2 separate regions of the Homo sapiens genome follow, and region 1 is linked to region 2. Evidence: chromatin loops called from intact Hi-C (ENCODE). Cell type or tissue: mammary epithelial cell. All regions are shown on one strand.

Region 1 (5,000 bases), 420 kb before region 2:
TGCTTGTTAAAATTCTGTGTACCCTTTAGGGACCATTTGAAATATAATTTCCTCTAAGCAACCTCTCCAGATGCTAGCTGCATTTGCTACTTCCCAGGCTTGGTTTCTGGCTTCTTGTTGTTAAATCATTATTTGTGTGCTTGTCCTAACTCCCTTACCTTTCTTTTCCAATCATATATTAAGACCTCAAGTACAGGAACTTTTGTATGAAAGGTATGGTAGTTTTTTAAAAGTCCTGTGTCTTCTAATGCAATACCTTATAAATGGTATGTACAGAGTACATATTTGTTAAATGGAATTGAACATTTTTGGTTTTTATAAATGAAAAGCTTGTGACATTCAAATGTGTTTTTTCTTTATGACACATAGCCCTTAGTTTCTATATGGAAAATGGAAGTAGGTATGGAAGTGTGAACAAAGGAAATGTGAGCATAGAACTGTAAATAAACATCTATTTCCATAAGAACCATTATACATGCCTTGCCCTAACCTTACAATTTAGATACATTATAGTTTAATAATTGTAAGAGCTGCCTCAAGATAGAGATGACTTAGTTAATTAAATTTATAGATTAAAACTTTATTCTCGCTTTATTTTGATAGCTTATGAACCTACCTGGCAAATGAATCAGAAAAAGTTGTAGTTTTCTTTCCTTAAAACAGTCACACAATACTTTCTAAAAAGTGTGATTGTTTTTATTAAGGTGTAACTATTTGTTTTTTTATTTTTATTTTGTGGAAATAAGGTCTTGCTGTGTTGCTCAGGTTGGTCTCAAAACTCCTGGCCTCAAGCCGCTTTCCTGTCTTGGCCTCCCAAAGTGCTGGATAACAGGTGTGAACCACCATACCTTGCTTTTAAGGTGTTATTTAATATAATAATGTGCACAGATCTTAAAGGTTCAGTTTGGTGAATTTTGACAGTTGTATATATTATGTGAAACCACCATCCCAAATAAGGTACAGAACATTTCTGTCATCTCTATAGTTCCTTGTGCCCCTCCTAGTTACAATACTGTTTACAAATGATTTTTTTTTTTGGCCAGATGCAGTGGCTCACACCTGTAATTCCAACACTTTGGGAGGCCAGGGCGGGTGGATCAGTTGAGGTCATGAGTTCAAGACCAACCTGGCCAACATGGCCAAACCCCATCTCTACTAAAAATACAAAAATTATCCGGGTGTGTTGGCACGCACCTGTAATTCCAGCTACTCGGGAGGCTGAGACATGAGAATCACTTGAACCTGGGAGGTGGAGGTTGTAGTGAGCTGATATCATGCCACCGTACTCCTGCCTGGGCTACAGAATGAGACTCCGTCTTGATTTGAAAAAAACAATTTGATAGCTCTAAAATTGGAAGCAAAATTACCAGAGTACTTACTAGTAGGTACGTTATAAACCACACTGTCCCAACTGTGATTAATTTTTTTGTTTCTTATATGTATTTTACTTCAGTTACTAGTTAGTAGTTGGATTTAGTTTTACTGCTAAAGGCACTATATTAAAAATATTAATTATATTATAATTTCTTTTTGATAAACTTTTTTTTACTTATTTTATTCCATTTTGTTTATCTATAATGGTAATAAAATTGTTCTTTCCAGTAGAATTTGAAGGATTATGATTATTTTTCTTAGAACTAAGTAAAAAAAAAATTCAAGTGGGAAGTATCAGAGAAAACAGGTGAAAAATCATCTTTTGGCTGGATGCTATGGCACATGTCTGTAATCCCAGCACTTTGGGAGGCTGAGGCGGGCAGATCATCTGAGGTCAGGAGTTCGAGACCAGCCTGGCCAACATGGTGAAACTCTGTCTCTACTAAAAATACAAAAATTATCTGGGCGTGGTGGAGCACGCCTGTAATCCCAGCTACTCGGGAAGCTGAGGCAGGAGAATTGCTTGAACCCGGGAGGTGGAGGTTGCAGTGAGCTGAGATCTTGCCATTGCACTCCAGCCTGGGTGACAAGAGTGAGACTCCATCTCAAAGCAAAACAAAACAAAACAAAACATCTTTTAACCATTTCTATTACTTGTTCATGATTCTAATTTTTTTTTTTTAGGGATGAAGGAGGTTCTAACTCATAATTAAATGGAAACTTTAGGATTACTGAGGATTTTCATTATCTTTGCTATCCTGTTTCCCATTACTACAGAAAATAGAAAGTTGGATTTTTATGACTGTAACTAAGGGCTGGATGTAACAGCAGCTTTCTAGTTGTGAGCACCTGTTCTCCATGAACTCTGTCTGACTCCCTGGCTAGCACGTTCTGTGGTGGGGAGTCCAAGTTTGGGCCACCACTGTGTTGCTTTGTCTTCTGGTCTGAGGCATCTCATCCCCTTGGCCTTGATCATTGCCAGCCACCTGTATCAGTCAGTCTCTTTCCCTGATACATGGGGAGAGGCTGAAGAATTCAAAGCGGGAGAAAACTATCTTTTAGTTCCCAGGAGTTGATGTAAGAATAAGGTGATTCATGTAAACACGCAACATAGGACTCATACTAGGCACTCAGAATGGCTGGGTTTTATCATTGTTTTCATCATCAATACCAATATTTGATCAATAACCAATTTAAATTTAATTGAAGTTGACTTCAATTAAAGAAGAAAAGTTTTAAAAAATTGGTATGAGAAAACTTAACTATTTTAACTTCAAAGTAGAATTAATGTCCTTTAAAACAGAGTAATTTAATTACGCCTGCAAGGTTATGTCAGCAGAGGATGCTAGAAGCTGTGTTCCAAAACCCAGTGACTATGTTCCTTAGGGTTTCGAAACTGCTAATGTGTGAAAATGGGCACTAGGGGGCAATAGAAGCTCTTTGGCAAGCATCCAGTTTTTCCCTTTGCCTGTCTATAGTGGAAGGAAAAAAAAGAATCTTTTATAAATAATGTCTTCTACAGACTGGAACAAGTGAGTTTGAGATTGAGATTAGTGTTGGAATAATTACTTTTTTTTCTCTGAAGAAGAATGCAGAAAAATTCTCTCAAATATATTTAAAATTTTATCTTAAGCTTTTTAGATAAGTAACAGAGATTCCTGACTGGGCACCGTGGCTCACACCTGTAATCCCAGCACTTTGGGAGGCTGAGGTGGGCAGATCATGAGGTCAGGAAATGGAGACCATCCTGGCGAATATGGTGAATCCCTGTCTCTACTAAAAATAGAAAAATTACCTGGGCATGGTGGCGTGTGCCTGTGATCCCAGCTACTTGGGAGGCTGAGGCAGGAGAATCATTTTGAACCAGGGAGGCGGAGGTTGCAGTGAGCCGAGATCGCACCACTGCACTCCAGCCTGGCGACAGAGCGAGACTCTGTCTCAAAAAAAAAAAAAAAAAGATTCCTATGTGGGAATTTTAAGGATAGCTTCCTCATACTTTAATATTGAAGTCTATAAAGTTGAATAAGGTTTATTTCTGTGATCATTAGTCTAATCCAAACTTTTGAAAATATATATCAGATCTTGCCGGGCACAGTGGCTCACGTCTGTAATCCCAGCACTTTGGGATGCCAAGGCGGATGGATCACCTGAGATTGGTAGTTCGAGACCAGCCTGACCAACACGGAGAAACCCTGTCTCTACTAAAAATACAAAATTAGCCAGGCGTGGTAGTGCATGCTTGTAATCCCAGCTATTTGGGAGGCTGAGGCAGGAGAATCGCTTGAACTCAGGAGGCGGAGGTTGCGGTGAGCCTTGATTGCGCATTGCACTCCAGCCTGGGCAACAGGAGCAAAACTCTGTCTCAAAAAAAAAAAAAAAAAAAGAAAATATATATCAGATCTTGTCACTTCTCTGCTCCAAACGTCTGGTTTCTTCCTATCACTTCAGGTTCTTTGCCTTGGCCTCTGCAAATCACACTGACTTTATCCCCTTCTACCCCCTGGCTTGCTCACTCCTCTCTAGCCACATTGATCTTTCTGGTTTTCTTTGGAGACCTCTATTCTTATTCCCGCATGGAAACTTTCTATTTACTCTTTCTTCCACATGGAATAATACCCAGAACTTCACATGGCTCCCTTATTTTGCTTGGATCTGTGCTCAAGTGTTACCTTCTCTGTCCATCTTATATAGGTCCCCCCTGCTCCCCATCCCACCTCTTTTCCTATCACTGCTTTATGGTACTTATCATTATCTGACATTTTTGTGTATTGGTTTATTGTCTTTCTTCACATAAGAATGTAAGTTCTATGAGGACAGTCTGTTTTTTTTTTTTTTTTTTTACTGCTGTATCCTCAGTGGCTTGACAGATACCTAGCACATAGTAGGTACTCAAGAAATATTAGTTGAATGAATGGAATGGCCATCCTTGGCTGTGGGCATGGCTACTTTCTTCCTAAACATTTCATTGAATCAAAGTTAGCTTCTGATCTAGTCACAATTATTCTTTTTTTTTTTATTTTTATTGATCATTCTTGGGTGTTTCTCGCAGAGGGGGATTTGGCAGGGTCATAGGACAATAGTGGAGGGAAGGTCAGCAGATAAACAAGTGAACAAAGGTCTCTGGTTTTCCTAGGCAGAGGACCCTGCGGCCTTCCGCAGTGTTTGTGTCCCTGGGTACTTGAGATTAGGGAGTGGTGATGACTTTTAAGGAGCATGCTGCCTTCAAGCATCTGTTTAACAAAGCACATCTTGCACCGCCCTTAATCCATTTAACCCTGAGTGGACACAGCACATGTTTCAGAGAGCACAGGGTTGGGGGTAAGGTCATAGATCAACAGGATCCCAAGGCAGAAGAATTTTTCTTAGTACAGAACAAAATGAAAAGTCTCCCATGTCTACTTCTTTCTACACAGACACAGCAACCATCCGATTTCTCAATCTTTTCCCCACCTTTCCCCTTTTCTATTCCACAAAACCGCCATTGTCATCATGGCCCGTTCTCAATGAGCTGTTGGGTACACCTCCCAGACGGGGTGGTGGCCGGGCAGAGGGGCTCCTCACTTCCCAGTAGGGGCGGCCGGGCAGAGGCACCCCTCACCTCCCGGACGGGGCGGCTGGCCGGGCGG
Region 2 (5,000 bases):
GGTTGCAGCTGCCCTTCTCCACCACACGGTCTTAGGGGTCAGAGTTTCAAGCAGGGCTGCTGTCCCCTCCAGTTAACCCCCCACCCCCACCACCACGATTCCTGTCCAGTCCCCTCTACTGGTGCGCAACATCCCCCATTCCTGGGGGGCAATCGGGTAGTTCCCACCCTTCGTCCTCCACCCCAACCAGAGACCTCCCCTTCTTGTCCCGGTAGCTCCTATAGGCCCCTGAACGAGCCCTCGGCCCAAGCAAGGACGGTGTTTCTCTTTGGAAATAAAATCAAGCGCATTCCCCTGCCTCGGGTCCCAACCGGGCTTCTGGCTAGTCGAGGGCAGGCTCGGGGGCACCACTCACCCAGCCTGCCGCCCACACCTCATTCTTCCCACCTAAATAGGTATTCTGTTGCGAGAGCAAGAAGTTAGCAGGGACTTGGAGACTTTTGGCCTGTATGGGATATCTGGTTTAAGTTACTTAACTTCCCAAAGCACTGATTCGATTTAAAATACTCCTCCCACCTCTTAAAGTTATGAACATTAAATCACGCATGACAAGCTCTAGCGGAACATGTAGTAAGAGCTCAGTAAATGCTTTACCATTGCTGTTAGGCAAAGACTGCATTTGTCTTGAAAGTTTTAATCCTCCGTGGTATACCCGAAAACCCTCTCTTGACTGGATTTTTGCACCTTTGAGAGATTCTGGCCCTAATCCCTTCCCCTCCCAGAGGAGTCACTGGCTCCCCGCGCCCCCGTCACGCCTGGACGACTGTACCCAGTCTCGGACGCTTTGGAGGTGCTCTGGCACTGGAAGGCCTAGACCGTGGTACGGCGCAGAGTAGGGGGTTCAGCTCTTTTCAGCCCGAGGTGGGCTCTGTTTGGCTTCTCAATCCTCACACCCCTACAAAGGAGGGCCACGCAGCTGGGGGTGGGTTAGAAAAAGGGGCTGTAAATTTGGGGGCGAGTTCCAACCAATGAGGAGACGGGGAAGAACCGAGGCATCTTGGGGTGCAGTGTTATCCAGTGCCTTCCTAATCCCAGGGTTCGTCTCCAGGGCACTAGTGACCTAGAGAGAATCTCCTCAAGCGGAATCTGCGAGATTCGTGCAGTCGATTATCCTATCCCCTCGACCGGCTCCATAAAACGGTTCTTAGGAAAAACTCGATTTTTTTTTTCCCATGCGGGAGGGAAATGCAAAACCCAGGTTAATGCAAAAACCTCAGTGCCTTTCCTAGCCATTAGTTCACAGGCACCCCCGCCTCCATTCCAGGGTTCCAGTCCTCATCTCTACCCGGAACCCCACTCCCTGTCCCGGTGCAGGCAACCCGGGGAAGCCTTTAATTCGGCCGCCACCTCCCACCTCTGCAGAGACTAATGCATTTTACATCTCCTGAGCGTCTGTTTGTTCGCTATGCAGCTGTTGGGCTCGAGAGGGTGTAGGGACTAGAAACTCCTAGTGACCTGCAGCACCGAGCGCCTCTTGCCTCGCGGGCTGGTTTGCAAACTCGGGAAAAAGCTAGGTTCTGGGTCGCGATGTGCAGACACAGGAAAACTGCACCAGGCCATGCAAAATGAGCCCAGAAAGGTACTTTGGCAGCTAGGACCTGGGGAACGCGAGCTTCCCCCCTCAAGCCCCCCGCCGGTGCCAGCTCCCGGGTGCGTGCGAAATGGCTGGCGGTCCGACCGGAGGAGCATGGAGGCGCGGGGTTAATGCGCCATTCCAAATCGCGGTGCCCGCCAGCAGGAAGCCACAGAGGCACTAGATTTCCCTTCCGTCTTAAGAGGGTTTTCCCTTTTTTCCTGCTTGGCCGACGGAGGGCTTTTTAAATTGGACGTGGAGATCCTCAATTAGAAGTGTGGCGAAGCTGGCAAAAGACTACACAGTGGAAAACTCCCCGCGTCGCCAGAGGAGGCTCCCGGCTGCGGTTCCCGCCCTCGGCCGAGCGCCGCCAGCGCCCGGATCGAGCTCCCCTCTTCCCCCGGGACAGGGAGGGCGCATTCTTCCCTCTGAGCGCCGCCGGGACCGGCTCCAGTCCGAGGGGCTCTTTCGTTCTCGGTATTTGCTGGGCGGGGGAAAAGGGGGGAGGTTGGGGGACTCGGCACACACAGCGTCTACTAGGACGTTTTTCTTAGAGTCCGTGTGGGCTCCACCCCTCGGCTTCTCAGTTTGTCTCTCTATCGCTTTCCCAAAACACATCTACATCTGCCCGACGCGCTTCTCCTCAACCATGGGCCTTTGCCCGCGGTGCAAACTGCTTTACGCGCCGCCACGTGCGAGAACCAAGCTCTGCTCCTCAAGTGACGGGGGCTCTGCTCTGCCAGGTGACCGCGCACCATTTCTCGTGCCTGGCAAGCTGGTCCCCTTCTGGGTCCGGGACCACCACGTCCCGGCAGGGCAAAAGCAGCAGGCCGTGGGCGCCGGCACCTGTGGGTCCCCAGGCCTGGGGAGGCAAGGACGCCCAGGAAAGCCACAGAAGTGCTCGCAGAAGCAGCCGCTCGCCGCGAGGCACTTCTGAGTTCCCGGCAGCAGGGGGCACCAGAAACCGTCTGAGCCGTGTCGCGCCCACGCGGCCCGGAGGCTGTGTTATCATTTTAGTTATAAAACCGGAGAACCACCACTCCCTCTACGAGCCTCCCGAAATCCCATTAGCCCGGGAACCTGTGGAGGTCCTTACTGGCATCTCTGCTTTTCAGGCTCCCACCCCTCCATTCTCGCTGGTTTTCCTCTCCCCACTTCACCTGAGCGGGTTTCTTGGCAACCTGCTTTCAGACCATCCCTCACCCCTTCCACGCGTCACCGTGACAGATTCGCAGGAGGCAGCGCTCCCGCCGTCAGTGCCCCCGCACCTTCTTGTGCCTGGCAGGCTGGGAGGTTTGTTTGGGCTTTGCCTTCAAGATCCAGGTCTCAGAGAGAGAAAAAGGAGGCGGTGGGGCGGGGAGACGGGTTTGCTATAAACTCGGTTTTTTTTTTTTTTTTTTTGGCGGGGGGAGGTAGAGACAGAAATTGCTGGAAGATCTATTGCTTTTCTTAACTATGCTTCGTGTCCTTGACTGACAGAGGACTTATTCTCCCCTCAACCCCCCATAACTGCGGGGCCCAAGATGAGGGAAGGAAAAAGAATTTGGGACACTTCTCGCAGGCAAACTGGGAAAGCGGTCTGTTTAAAGGGCCAGGTTCCAGGCCCGAGAGCACCCGAATTGCTAGCGGGAAAGGGCTAGGGACACGGCGGACTTCCCAGAGATCGGACACTTGTTACTTGTTGAAAAGGCGCCACCTTCCCTGACAAAGCGAAGGCGCAGCGAAACAGTACGAGTTTGGTCGAGGCCGGCTTTGACGGCTTTGCGGGACTGGGTGCGTGAATGAGGTTGGAAGAAACATCTCTTCCTTGAAATACCTAAGCATATATTCCAAACACTGAGCAAGAGTCGAGCGCGTTCTAACATCTCCGCAGCAGGGGCCGGAAGAGTTGCCTTTGTCCCCGCCTATGAGCAGAAGGGTCGCGAGCTCTGGGATGGGTAAGCCCCCCGGGGGCGCGCACATGGGTCCTGGCGGCGGATTCTACCAAAGCCGAAACTAGCTGGGCCCCAGGAAGCTGGCGGGAACCCGCGAAAGTCCGTTTCCAGCCCGAAGAGGGTTCGTTTTTCTTCGTTGGGGCAGGAAACAAACCACCAGTGCGGAATTAGCCTCGAGGTGGTGTAAAGTAGTGGCAGTGGTGGTGGGGTGTTTTTGGAAGGCGGCACAGAGTACAGGAGAAAAAGGGGTCATTAAAATAATAACCTCAATGGCCTAGTGGAGTCTCAAGAATACGTTCGAGACAGAGATTTGAATCCAGGACTGGCAAGAAAGCCCCTCTCCTAACCTCGACGGGGATGGTTAGTTGGGGTGGAGGGCGTTAGGAACGTGCAGGCAACCGGGTGAGGAATGTAGCTTTGCCAGACCTCGCCCGGAGGAGGTGAGCCCTCCATTTTTAGGTTCTCAGCACCTTTGCAGCAGCCCCTCCCCCGGCCTGCGCTTTTCCTTGGCACAGATCAAAACAAGCTCAATAGTAAGTTGCACTCTTGGCAATGATAGTATCTCTGCACGTCCAGAGAGGACACATTTCGACGGCGGTGGGTTCGAAGATGACCCAAGCCCTGAATCGTTCTGTGACTTGACGGAAGAGCACCTGGCCGAGTCGGGGAAGGAAACTGCCCCTCTTGGGCATTCCGGGTCCAGGCGCATCTGGGGCTCCACAGATCTTTGCCCACGTGGAAAAGGCAACATGCCCCTCCGAAAGGCCGGCCTCTCTCCGGTTCTACTTTTCTCTCTCCTCGCATAGCTTAGGTTCCCTCTAGTCTTTCCACTTTCTACTCTCACCGTTTGCTCTGGGGTCCAGACGCACCCCTCTGACTAGGGCGCCCTTCAGCCGGCCGCACCCACCCGCGACGCAGGCACCACCCGCTCCCTGCTCCCCGGCCCGCTCCCTCACTTACCTCGGATCGGGTCTCCGCAGACCCTAGGTTGGACATTAACTCCAGGTGCCCCAAGTCCCAGCCAGGAGACCCATCCGGGCTGATGGCTGGAGCGCGGAGCCCCGCCCAACAGGTCAGGGGCAAGAGTTCGCAATCCTGGGGTCGCGCGGGGCAGCAAGGGCGCGCTGGAGGCGGCGGCCAAGACTCCCGCCGCCGCCGCCGCCAACAGGGCGAGGGCTGCCGGCAACTCTCCCGCCGGGCCCCCGCACCCCCAGAAGCCGAGGTCCGAGCAGCCGCCGCTGCTTTGGGTGGGGGGCTGACAGGGCTGCGCGCGTCGCGCTCTTGGCTGGGGCTGCGCGGGCCCGGGGCGCTGCGGGCGGCTCAGCGGCAGCTGCCGCGCTCTGCGCCTCCTCTGGGCGCACTGCCTGGGAGCACGAGACTGGTTTGTCTGATGCTGCTGCCGGAGCTGAGGTCTTGCCTGGAGATCCGAACGAGACACCACGTCAACCGGCGCGGGGAGTCCCGTGAAGACATGAGGGCGCCAGGAGCGCAGG

What was found. Hi-C counts contacts between places; a loop is a spot of excess contacts. Peaks named below come from ENCODE experiments on the same cell type or tissue, not always from the same donor. Only the 100,000 strongest peaks of a DNase experiment are listed, where the experiment ranks them.
Region 1: it touches region 2 in a loop (14-fold over the local background); 23 of 110 quality-filtered maps call a loop at or near these places.

Annotation. Positions count from the first base shown.
Region 1 is chr5:37,410,407-37,415,406 of GRCh38, forward strand. The region is part of intron 5 of WDR70 (WD repeat domain 70); the gene reads left to right. Among named protein-coding and RNA genes, the nearest start is that of WDR70, 34 kb to the left of the region's middle. In mammary epithelial cell, a CTCF peak has its summit at 2,740; a DNase peak (open chromatin) is centred at 2,775.
Region 2 is chr5:37,835,040-37,840,039 of GRCh38, forward strand. GDNF (glial cell derived neurotrophic factor) reads right to left here. Exons shown (of 3, transcript NM_000514.4): 1 at 4,468-5,000. It overlaps GDNF-AS1 (GDNF antisense RNA 1), which reads left to right and starts at 4,845. Exons shown (of 4, transcript NR_145476.1): 1 at 4,845-4,999. RefSeq lists enhancers at 1,109-2,047, 2,399-2,468, 3,926-4,863. In mammary epithelial cell, CTCF peaks have their summits at 2,522 (motif pointing right) and 3,284; DNase peaks (open chromatin) are centred at 2,522 and 4,902; H3K4me3 peaks cover 3,279 bases.